Regions from separate parts of the Homo sapiens genome. Here region 2 is linked to region 1. The links are chromatin loops, found by intact Hi-C in ENCODE. Cell type or tissue: endothelial cell of umbilical vein. All regions are shown on one strand.

Region 1 (5,000 bases):
TTCTTAAGACTATGATCTTTCCAGAGGCTCAACAAAGAAGTTAGTATAAGCCTCAGAGCTGAACATGGCCCTTAGTCTAAAATTGCTCTTAGTTCTTAGTTGTGCATGTGTGTTTGTGTGTGTGTGTTTGTGTGTGTGTGCATGTGTGTGTTTGTGTGTGTGTGCATGTGTGTGTGCATGTGTGTTTGTGTGTGTGCATGTGTGTGTGCATGTGTGTTTGTGTGTGTTTGTGTGTGTGCGCATGTGTGTTTGTGTGTGTGTTTGTGTGTGTGTTTGTGTGTGCGTGTGTTTGTGTGCGTGTGTGTGCATGTGTGTGTGCATGTGTGTGTGTGCGTGTGTGTGTGTGCGTGTGTGTGTGTGTGTGTATGTTTAGGATCAACCCCTTGGTCATCTAGTGAAGTCTATGGGCTGATTCTCAAAACAATGTTTGTAAATGCACAAATAAAATAAATAGCATTACAAAGATACCAAAATATACTGAAATGAAATCATCAAAATATTAATGAAATCATCAAAATATTAAAGAAACAAATTTGTGATCTGGTAATATGTGGTCTTCTTTATTAACACATTAAATAAGAAGACCTAATAATTGCCTTAATTTAGGTCTAATATTAATAATTACCTTAATTCAGAAATAGTGATAATAGTATTTCATATTTGTATTAGTCCATTTTCACGCTGCTGATAAAGACATACGCGAGACTGGGAAGAAAAAGAGGTTTAATTAGACTTACAGTTCCAATGGCTGGGGAGGCCTCAGAATCATGGTGGGAGGCAAAAGGCACTTCCTACATGGCTGCAGCAAGAGAAAATGAGAAAGAAGTAAAAGCGCAAACCCCTGATAAACCCGTCAGATCTCGTGGGTTATTTACTTATTTACTATCATGAGAATAGCACAGGAAAAACCAGCTTCCATGATTCAATTACCTCCCCCTGGGTCCTCCCACAACACATGGGAATTCTGGGAGATACAATTCAAGTTAAGATTTGGGTGGGGGCACAACCAAACCATATAAATATTTTAAGGTACCTGCAGCAACGAAAATATAATATGAAAATATTTGTGATTTATAATGGTGACAAAGTCACAGGCAATGATGCTATTACTGTAGTTTGTTGATTACACTTATGATGGAAGGAAATCCTAAATTTCAACAGTAGGTTAGTGAAAATTAAAGATGTAAATTTTCCCCATTTAAGTTCATGGACCCCTGAATTCTACCCATGGACCCCTTAAAGATCTAGGTCCCTGTTCTAGATGGTAGTATCTGGTTTCCCTATGAAAGTGTGGATGCTATGGGGTGGGGAGCTCTCAGGAGCAAGATTTCTAAGATATGAAGATACAGTTGAAGATATTTCATAAATTTCTCTATTGTACAATCTTCTGGAAAAGAAAATTGTTGATACATATGGTTGAAGTGTGGCATGGTTGTATTCTTGCTTATGCCCACATCATCTGTTACCCATGAATTATCCAGAGTGATTCTACCATTTGATGCTTTACTGAGTATATCACAAATACTTTGTATGTATTTCTTGGTGTTTTAAAAATGCTTGCTGCTCAAATGTTACATTTAAGTAAGAATGTAAAAAGGGATTTCTTAAAAAGTAGAAATCTAGCTCTTGAAAGGGAATAATTAAAGAGATGAAGTTAGATTCTTTCCATTGAACCTGATTGCTAGGTTACACCTAGCAACTAACCAAAAAAATCTAGCTTTTGATCAGCATATTTTCCATTAAAAATGTTCAATGCTGGCAATATTTATTGTGTACTGAAATTTTTGTGTTTGTGTGTGTGTGTGTTTAATTTATTTAGCTCTGCCAGCTAAGCCTGAGAACATTTCCTGTGTCTACTACTATAGGAAAAATTTAACCTGCACTTGGAGTCCAGGAAAGGAAACCAGTTATACCCAGTACACAGTTAAGAGAACTTAGTAAGTACAGGAGCTTGTGTTTTATCAGTCAGGGCATGGGGGAGGCAGAGGCTTCTGATTCATTCATGATTCACATCCCATATGAAGCAAAAAGTTTCCTCAATGACAGCTTCTGGGTGATTACTGTGTGCAGCCAGTGGCTTGTGGACGGGATCTGGAGCTGCAGAGGGAGGGGAGGCATAGCCAGTGTTGACCTCCTCCTGGATTCCCCATTGGCTGAGATGAGTCACCAGTTATAAGCACAGTGGAAAAATCTGTTTATTTACTACACTCAACTATACCCTGCCTCTTTCCAGAATGTGTTATATAAAACTGTTCATTCTTTCTGGATCCAGATATAGTAAGTAAGGTTGTAAACCCAGAACTAACAGGCAATTGACCATGGTCTGCCACTAATTTGCTGTGTGACCTCTGTCAAACACTATTCCACAGGACAATGATTCCCCAATTTTTTTTACTACCTCAAGCATCCCTCTTTATTCCAATTCTGTAGAATGAAAATTTTATAATTTTTAATTATTATTCTAGCCAAAAGCTAGATGTTTTAAGTAAATATTTGCAGGTTAAAAAAAAACTTTTTTTTGAGACAGAATCTCACTCTGTCCCCCAGGCTGGAGTGCAGTGGTGTGATCTCAGCTCACTACAACCTCCATCTCCCAGGTTCAAGCGATTCTCCTGCCTCAGCCTCCCAAGTAGCTGGAATTATGGGTGCACACCACCATACCTGGCCAACTTTTGTATTTTTAGTAGAGACAGGGTTTCACCATGTTGGCCAGGCTGGTCTCGAACTCCGGACTTCAAGTGATCCGCCCACCTCAGCTCCCAAAAGTGCTGGGATTACAGGCATGAGCCACCGTGCCTGTCCTTTTTAACAAAAATTTTTAACATAGCTCATTACTTCCTTCTTGTGAATAATGAATAAGGGGGCCCATGTTGGGAAGCATTGTAAGATGACCTTTAGTCTTTTTCATTTCAAAACAGTCTGTGATTCCAAATTCTTTATTTTTAAGCTAAATCTCACATTGCAAGGGAAGTCCACTTTATGTTTTCAGTGGAAGAAATGAAAAAAACAAGCAGTATTCTCAGCAGCACTGATATAGCTACGAGAACCTATGTCAGAGAGATGCTTTAAAACAGGAGTCAGCAAATTTCTCTTCTAAAGGGCCAGATGGTAAATATAGTAATATTAAGAAGGAGATCGGTCTCTGTCAGAACTTTTCAACACTACTGTTATAGCACTCATACAGCTATAGGCAATATATAAACCAATGGGTGCGGCTGCTTTCCAACGAAACTTTATCCATGGACACTGAAATGTGAATATTATATAATTTTCACACGCCCCAAAGTATTTTTGTTCGTTTTATTTATTTTTCAACCATTAACAGCATGTAAATAGTCTTAAGCCTACAGGCTGTGCAAGATCAAGAGATGGGCTATATTTGACCTACAGGCTGTCGTTTGCTTATCCCTGTTTTAGAAAATAAGCATGATAAAGGCCCAATAACCCATGATCCAAATGACTTTTCTTCCAGATTTGTCAGTTCTAGTCCCAGTGTTGAATATCAATTGCTAGTAGAATGAGAATCTGGGCACCTTTATAGGTTTACTGCTATTTTTCTGTCTTATAGAGACATTTCCCCTCTTCCTCCATCTTTCCCTTTGGGTTGTTATTATTATCACCAGTTGGACATGGAGAAATAGAAAACACCTGGGAATCCCCAGGCCTATACCCAGCTCCCCTTGATGGCCTCAGGCCAGCTAGGCTGTCTAGAACTCCTAGGCCACTTGCATTTTTGTGAATTTATCACCAAGAGGATCTCTTCCAAGCAAAGTGGAAGGGTTTCCCTGTGGATGGCCTACCTGGGAGCACTTTTCAGTAGGTCATGGAATAAGCCAAAAACCTTCTGATGTCCAGAAACAATAGGAAAGAATTTTTCCTGGGGAGTTGGGGATGCCTTCATGGAGATAATGATTTTTGAACTGAGGCTGAAAGGAGGTCTAGAGGTGTGGAAAAGGAGAGAAAGTTTATTTCTCAAAGGTCACAGCATGAATAAATGCAGAAATATTCAACTACAATTATAGTAATAACAGCTCACATTTATTGACTCTGTGCTGGACATTTTAAAAGTGCCTTATGTGTATTAGCTCATTTCATCCTCATAACCCTATGCTACAGATATATTACTGTCTTCATTTTACAGATGAGAAAACTAAGGCACAGAGAGGTTAAAGAACTTGCCCAAGTCACACAGTTAATAGGGGCAAAGCCACGATTCAAACCTGGTCTGATTCTAGAACCTGTGCTTATAACCACGACACATTGCCCTGGAGGCCATTTTTGTGCTGTAAAATAACCATCAACCACTCTTGAGGTCCTTTCTAGTTTCAAAATTCCATGATTCTATGTGTCTATGTCTCCCTGTATGTATTCCATGTGTATATGTCTTCCCACACACCAGCAAACACTGGTACCTTGCAAGGTGGGCCTTCTTTTCTGTTCTCAGCCTGCTTTATCTCCTCCACAACCCCCAGAACCATGTGGACTATAGCTAGAACCACCCATCTGATTCCCACTAATATGTGTATTTGTTTTCATTAAGTTACAGCTTGGTAGTATATATCTAATCTATCATCTATCTATCTGTTTTAAAGATTTTTCTGAAAACAATATATACCAATGTTCAAAAATTCAACCTGAAAAATTATAAAGAATGTAAAAAGTTACCCAGAATCCCACTGCCAAGGGTAACAGCTTGAACATTTTGATGATCTCTCTAGATATCTCCACAAAGTTATGTAAATATCTTTATGTTTATGTAACTGTGATCATTCTATACATGATATGCATCCTACTTTTTTTCACCAGCAGTAGATGCATCTTTCCATATCAATAAATACAGTATGTTAAAAACCATCACTTACATTCTATTTATGTATCTACCATAATGTATTTAACAAATCCTTACATATATGAATATATTTTTACATATATATGTAAAAGAATAAATTTTTAAGGCTAGAATCTGGAGTTTTCAGGGACCTACTCATGATTTCTTGCAA
Region 2 (5,000 bases), 150 kb before region 1:
ACCACCTCCCGCGTTCAAGCGATTCTGCTGTCTCAGCCTCCCGAGGAGCTGTGATTACAGTCGCCTGCCACCATGCCCAGCTAATTTTTGTAGTTTTAGTACAGACAGGGTTTCACCATGTTGGCCAGGCTGGTCTCGAACTCCTGACCTTAGATGATCCACCCGCCTCCGCCTCCCGAAGTGCTGGGATTACAGGTGTGAGCCACCACGCCCAGCCAAACACACCCCATTTTCAAGAGGAAAGACAACTAACAGAGAGACCAGTTCTAAGATGCCCAGATGTTTGAATTAGTAGACAGAGATTTTAAAGTAGCTATTAAACTAAGTCAAGGATGTGAAGGGAAATAAGATCACAATGATGAAAAAGTAGGAAATATTAGCAGAGAACTAAAAACCAGACATATATAAAGTACAAAACATCCCTGAAAATTTTAATATCTGAAATTAAAAATTCACCTTTTTACTGCATAGGCTTAACAGCAGAATGGAAGTGCCAGAAAAGAGTCAGTAAACTTGCAGATAAATCAACAGAAATTGTATAATCTGAACAACAGAGAAGTAAATGTTTGAAAAAAATAGCCTCAGGGACCCTTTTGATATGGGACAATATCAAAAGTTCTAACATAAATGAAATTATTTTCCTAGAAAATGAGGAGAGAGAGAATATTTGAAGAAATAAAAGGTGGGAAATTCCCCTAATGTTGTGAAAAATAAAACATCAGATTCAAGAAGGTTAATGAAACACAATAAGATTAATTTGGGGGACAGCTGGGGCCTGTGGCTCGTGCATGTAATCCCAGCACTTTGGGAGGCTGAGGTGGGTGGATCAGCTGAGGTCAGGAGTTCGAAACCAACCTGGCCAACATGGTGAAACCCTATACAACCTAATACAAAAAATTAGCTGGGCATGATGGCACATGTCTGTAATCCCAGCTACTCAGGAGGCTGAGACAGGAGAATCACCTGAACCCAGGAGGCAGTGGTTGCAGTGAGCCAAGATTGCACCACTGCACTACATCCTGGGTGACAGAGTGAGACTCTGTCTCAAAAAAATAAATAAATAAAAATAAAATCTGGAAAATTCCCCTAATGTTGTGAAAAATAAAACTTCAGATTCAAGAAGATTAATGAAACACAGTAAGTTTAATTGGGGGGACAGTGGGGCCCTGTGGTTCACACCTGTAATCCCAGCACTTTGGGAGGCCGAGGTGGGTGGATTACTTGAGGCCAGAGGCTCGAGACCAGGCTGGCCAACATGGTGAAACCCCATCTCTACTAAAAATACAAAAATTAACCAGGCCTGGTGGTGCACACCTGTGGTCCCAGCTACTTGGGAGGCTGAGGCAGGAGAATTGCTTGAACCCGGGAGGCAGAGGTTGCAGTGAGCCAAGATTGCACCACTGCATTCCAGCCTGAGCGACAGAGCAAGACTCTTCCTCAAAAAATAAAATAAAATAAAAAAGATTAACAAAGGGAAAAATTTGAGTGCCACACTTTTTCTCCACTCATTTCCTTCCTCTAACAAAATCTACCTGTTTAATGGTACTTTTTGTCTAACTAAGCAGGCATAGAGTTTTTTTTTTACAATATTTGTTTATTTAGCAATATAGGTTGTAAAAATACAAAGGTATAAAATATAAGTTGTAAAAAACTTTATGCCTGCTTGTTAAGAGAAAAATTCATATTTATTTAGCAATAAATATAAGTTATAAAAAACTCTGTGTGTTGTAAAAAACTCCGTGCCTGCTTAGTTGGACAAAACTCAGTCCCCAAGTCTGCCCCCCACCTCACCACACCAGTTTGAGTTGATTTAGACACCCTAATCTACTAGAAGTGAATAGGAATGACATGGTCTCTTCCAAGAAGGAACTTATATTCAAGTCAAGGAGAAAAACAATAATAATAACAATTAAAAGTAAACATTTTATTTAATAAATAGATGTTATGGTAAGTTCTGTTACATAAATAAACTGGGTGCCATTGTACAGTATAATGCTTTGAGGGTACTACTTTAAATCAAAAAGTCAGAAAAGGATACTGGAGTAGTTTAGATGAGAGATGATAACCACCAAACTACATTAGTGACAGTGGAGAACAGATAAATGAGCATTCAACGTATAAGATATTAGGATATTCAAGATATCCGAGGTAGAATTGACAGATTTTACTACCTGAATGTGGGGAGTGGTGGATATTGAGGAGTAAAGAATAGGATTCCCAGGTTTGGGAGTTGCACAAGTCTGTGAATGGTAGTGTCCTTCATTGAGATTGAGAATAAAGAGGGAAAACAGATTGGGAGGAGAGGTTGAGAGGATGAATTCAGCACTGGAAACGCTGAGTGAAGAGTAGCTGTAAAACATCTGACTGTAGGTATCTAGTGGGCTGCTGGGTGGCCAGATGTGGAACTCTACATTTGAGAGTTATCAACATGCAAGGGGTCATTGTAGCTTTCTTTAGGGAACGGAGATAGCTACTCTTATTTGCCCAGTAAAAATTTCCCTTTCTTCTGATAGTAGACCCTGCTCCCTTGGTCTTACCCAGGCCTCGTCATTCTACGTCATCCTCCCATATGGGGAACATGACTCAAAAGGCAAATCAGAGTCTTTCCCTAGAATTGGTGTCTAGACAGGAAGAGAAAGAAACTCTCTTCCTGGAGTTGCTTATTTGTTCACCAGATGGCTAAACTAGATGAATTTGATTCTGGGGCTGACGGTAGTCATCATTTTCCCTGCAGCATAAAGAGAGCCTGTCTTTAGAACAAAGACATCTCTGCTTGATGCATGGAGTTAGAGTGCCTAGACTAGTGGCACTAAGTCTAGGACTGATGTCTGGGTTCCTACAACTCTGATCTTCATTCTGTATTCTTCTCAGATAAATCTCCTTCACTGTTTTGTTTGTTTGTTTTGTTTTGTTATTTTTAAAGTGAGTTGAATAAGGTTTGTTACTGTTTGGGAGAAACTCTCAATGCATGTTTTTCCTCTGCTCTCATACTACCATGACAACAGTCATCAACACAGAAAAAGTCTTCTGTGACCAAGCGTGTTTCTTGGGTTTCTCCCCACCACCAAGCAAGCAATGAATTTTGCAGCGGACACCAACTGGGAGTCCTCCAATCAATTCTGATACTGGAGATAGCAACAGATTCCACAGGTTGAGGACTCAGTGCCCAAGATTGCCGCCAACCTCACAACACCAGTTGCAAGTCCAGGCCTCTGGAACTTCTGGTGGACAAGCTTCAAGTTGGGGTTCCCATGACCCCCTCTCTGGGTTCAGTTAATTTGCTGGAGTGGCTCACAGAACTCAAAGAAACACTTAATTATATGTACTGTTTTGTCATGAAGGATATTACGAAGGATATGAATGAAGACATGTATAGGGCGAGGTATGGGGGAAGGGGCATGAAGCTTCATGCACCCCCTTGGGTGCACCACCCTCCAGGAACCTCTACATGTGCAGGTATCCAGGAGCTCTCTGATCCCTGTCATTTTGGGTTTTTATGGAGGCTTCATTGCATAGGCATGATTGACAACTGTGTAGAAATGTGATTGGACAAAAAAAATTTGATTTAAACCCGGCAAGGCTTGTCTTTTCAGATTTTTCTTAGCCTCTCTGTATTGTATTCCTTCCTCTAAGGTGTGGGGCAGGGTGCTTTCTGGAATAAGGGTGTGTTGACCCACAATCAGATTACAGTCTTGGCTTGGGCAGGTAAAAGGAGGACAGGAGAAAGAAGGAGAGAGAGTCTATTTCCTAAGGCCTTAAGTGCCCCAACATTGTAACAAGGACTATGGGAGATAGGGGTCAGGAACCATGGACAAAAAACCAGTATATATCATAACATCATAGCCACTAAAACTTTGTTTTTGTTTGTTTGAGACAGGGTCTCACTCTATCGCCCAGGCTGGAGTGCAGTGGCACGATCACAGCTCACTGCAGCCTCTACCTCCCAGGCTCAAGAGATCCTCCCTACTCAGCTTCCTGAGTAGCTGGGACTACAGACGTGCACCACCACAGCTGCCTGATTTTTAAATTTTTTGTGGAGACGAGGTCTCCCTATGTTGCTTAGGCTGGTCTCCAACTCCTAGCCTCAAGTGACCCTCTCATCTCAGCCTACAAAAGTGCTGGGATTACTGGCACGTGCCATTGTAGCCAGAGGCCCTAAAACATTTTTGATTAATACACTCGTGCACTGTGAGAGAAGATAAAATCACTCAAGACAAAGAAAGTATGGGGCCAGGAATTGACAACAAATTCCAAGCAACCCCAACATTTAAGGACTAGGTAGAGACTCCCTGTATCTATCACTTATAGATGTTGCCTTATCTGTGTTATCACAGATATCACTCATCTGTGTTGCCCAGGCTGGCCTCAAACTCCTGAGCTCGAGGATCCTCCTGCCTTCGGCTCCTAAGTAACTGAGACTAGAGGTGTGTACCACTGTGCCTGGCAACTCAGTATGTATTTCTAAAAGATAAAGACTCTTTTAAGGCCGGGTGCAGTGGCTCATGCCTATAATCCCAGCACTTTGGGAGGCTGAGGCAGATAGATCCCTTGAGTCCAGGAGTTCAAGAAGAGTCAGGGCAACATGGGGAAACCCTGTTTCTACAAAAAAATACAAAAACTAGCTGGGCATGATGGTGTACACCTGTAGTCCCAGCTACTTGAGAGGATGAGATGGGAGGATCACCTGAGCCCAGGGAGTTTGGGGCTGCAGTGAGATTGCACTACTGCATTCCAGCCTGGGTGACAGAGTGAGACCCTGTCTCAAAACAACATCAAAAGACTCATCTAAAAATTATAACCACAATATAATTATCATATCTAAAACATTAATATTTACTTAGTATCATTTAGTATCATGAGTTTACAAATTCTTGAATTGTATTGTAATTTAATTCAGTTGGTTTGAGTCAGGATCCAAACAAGATCCACACATTGCAATTAGTTATGTTTCTTACATCCCCTTTAGTCTCTAAGTTAACCACCTCTTTTTTCCTTTTTTA

Evidence for each region. Hi-C counts contacts between places; a loop is a spot of excess contacts. Peaks named below come from ENCODE experiments on the same cell type or tissue, not always from the same donor. Only the 100,000 strongest peaks of a DNase experiment are listed, where the experiment ranks them.
Region 2: a loop joins it to region 1, with 12 times the contacts of the local background. A loop is called at or near these places in 3 of 110 quality-filtered maps.

Annotation. Positions count from the first base shown.
Region 1 is chr5:55,866,972-55,871,971 of GRCh38, forward strand. IL31RA (interleukin 31 receptor A) reads left to right here. Exons shown (of 15, transcript NM_139017.7): 3 at 1,820-1,937. Among named protein-coding and RNA genes, the nearest start is that of IL31RA, 18 kb to the left of the region's middle. In endothelial cell of umbilical vein, no CTCF peak of the experiment used is centred here; a DNase peak (open chromatin) is centred at 2,040; H3K27ac peaks cover 1,921 bases.
Region 2 is chr5:55,721,882-55,726,881 of GRCh38, forward strand. No RefSeq gene overlaps it. Among named protein-coding and RNA genes, the nearest start is that of SLC38A9, 12 kb to the left of the region's middle. In endothelial cell of umbilical vein, no CTCF peak of the experiment used is centred here; a DNase peak (open chromatin) is centred at 2,620; H3K27ac peaks cover 437 bases.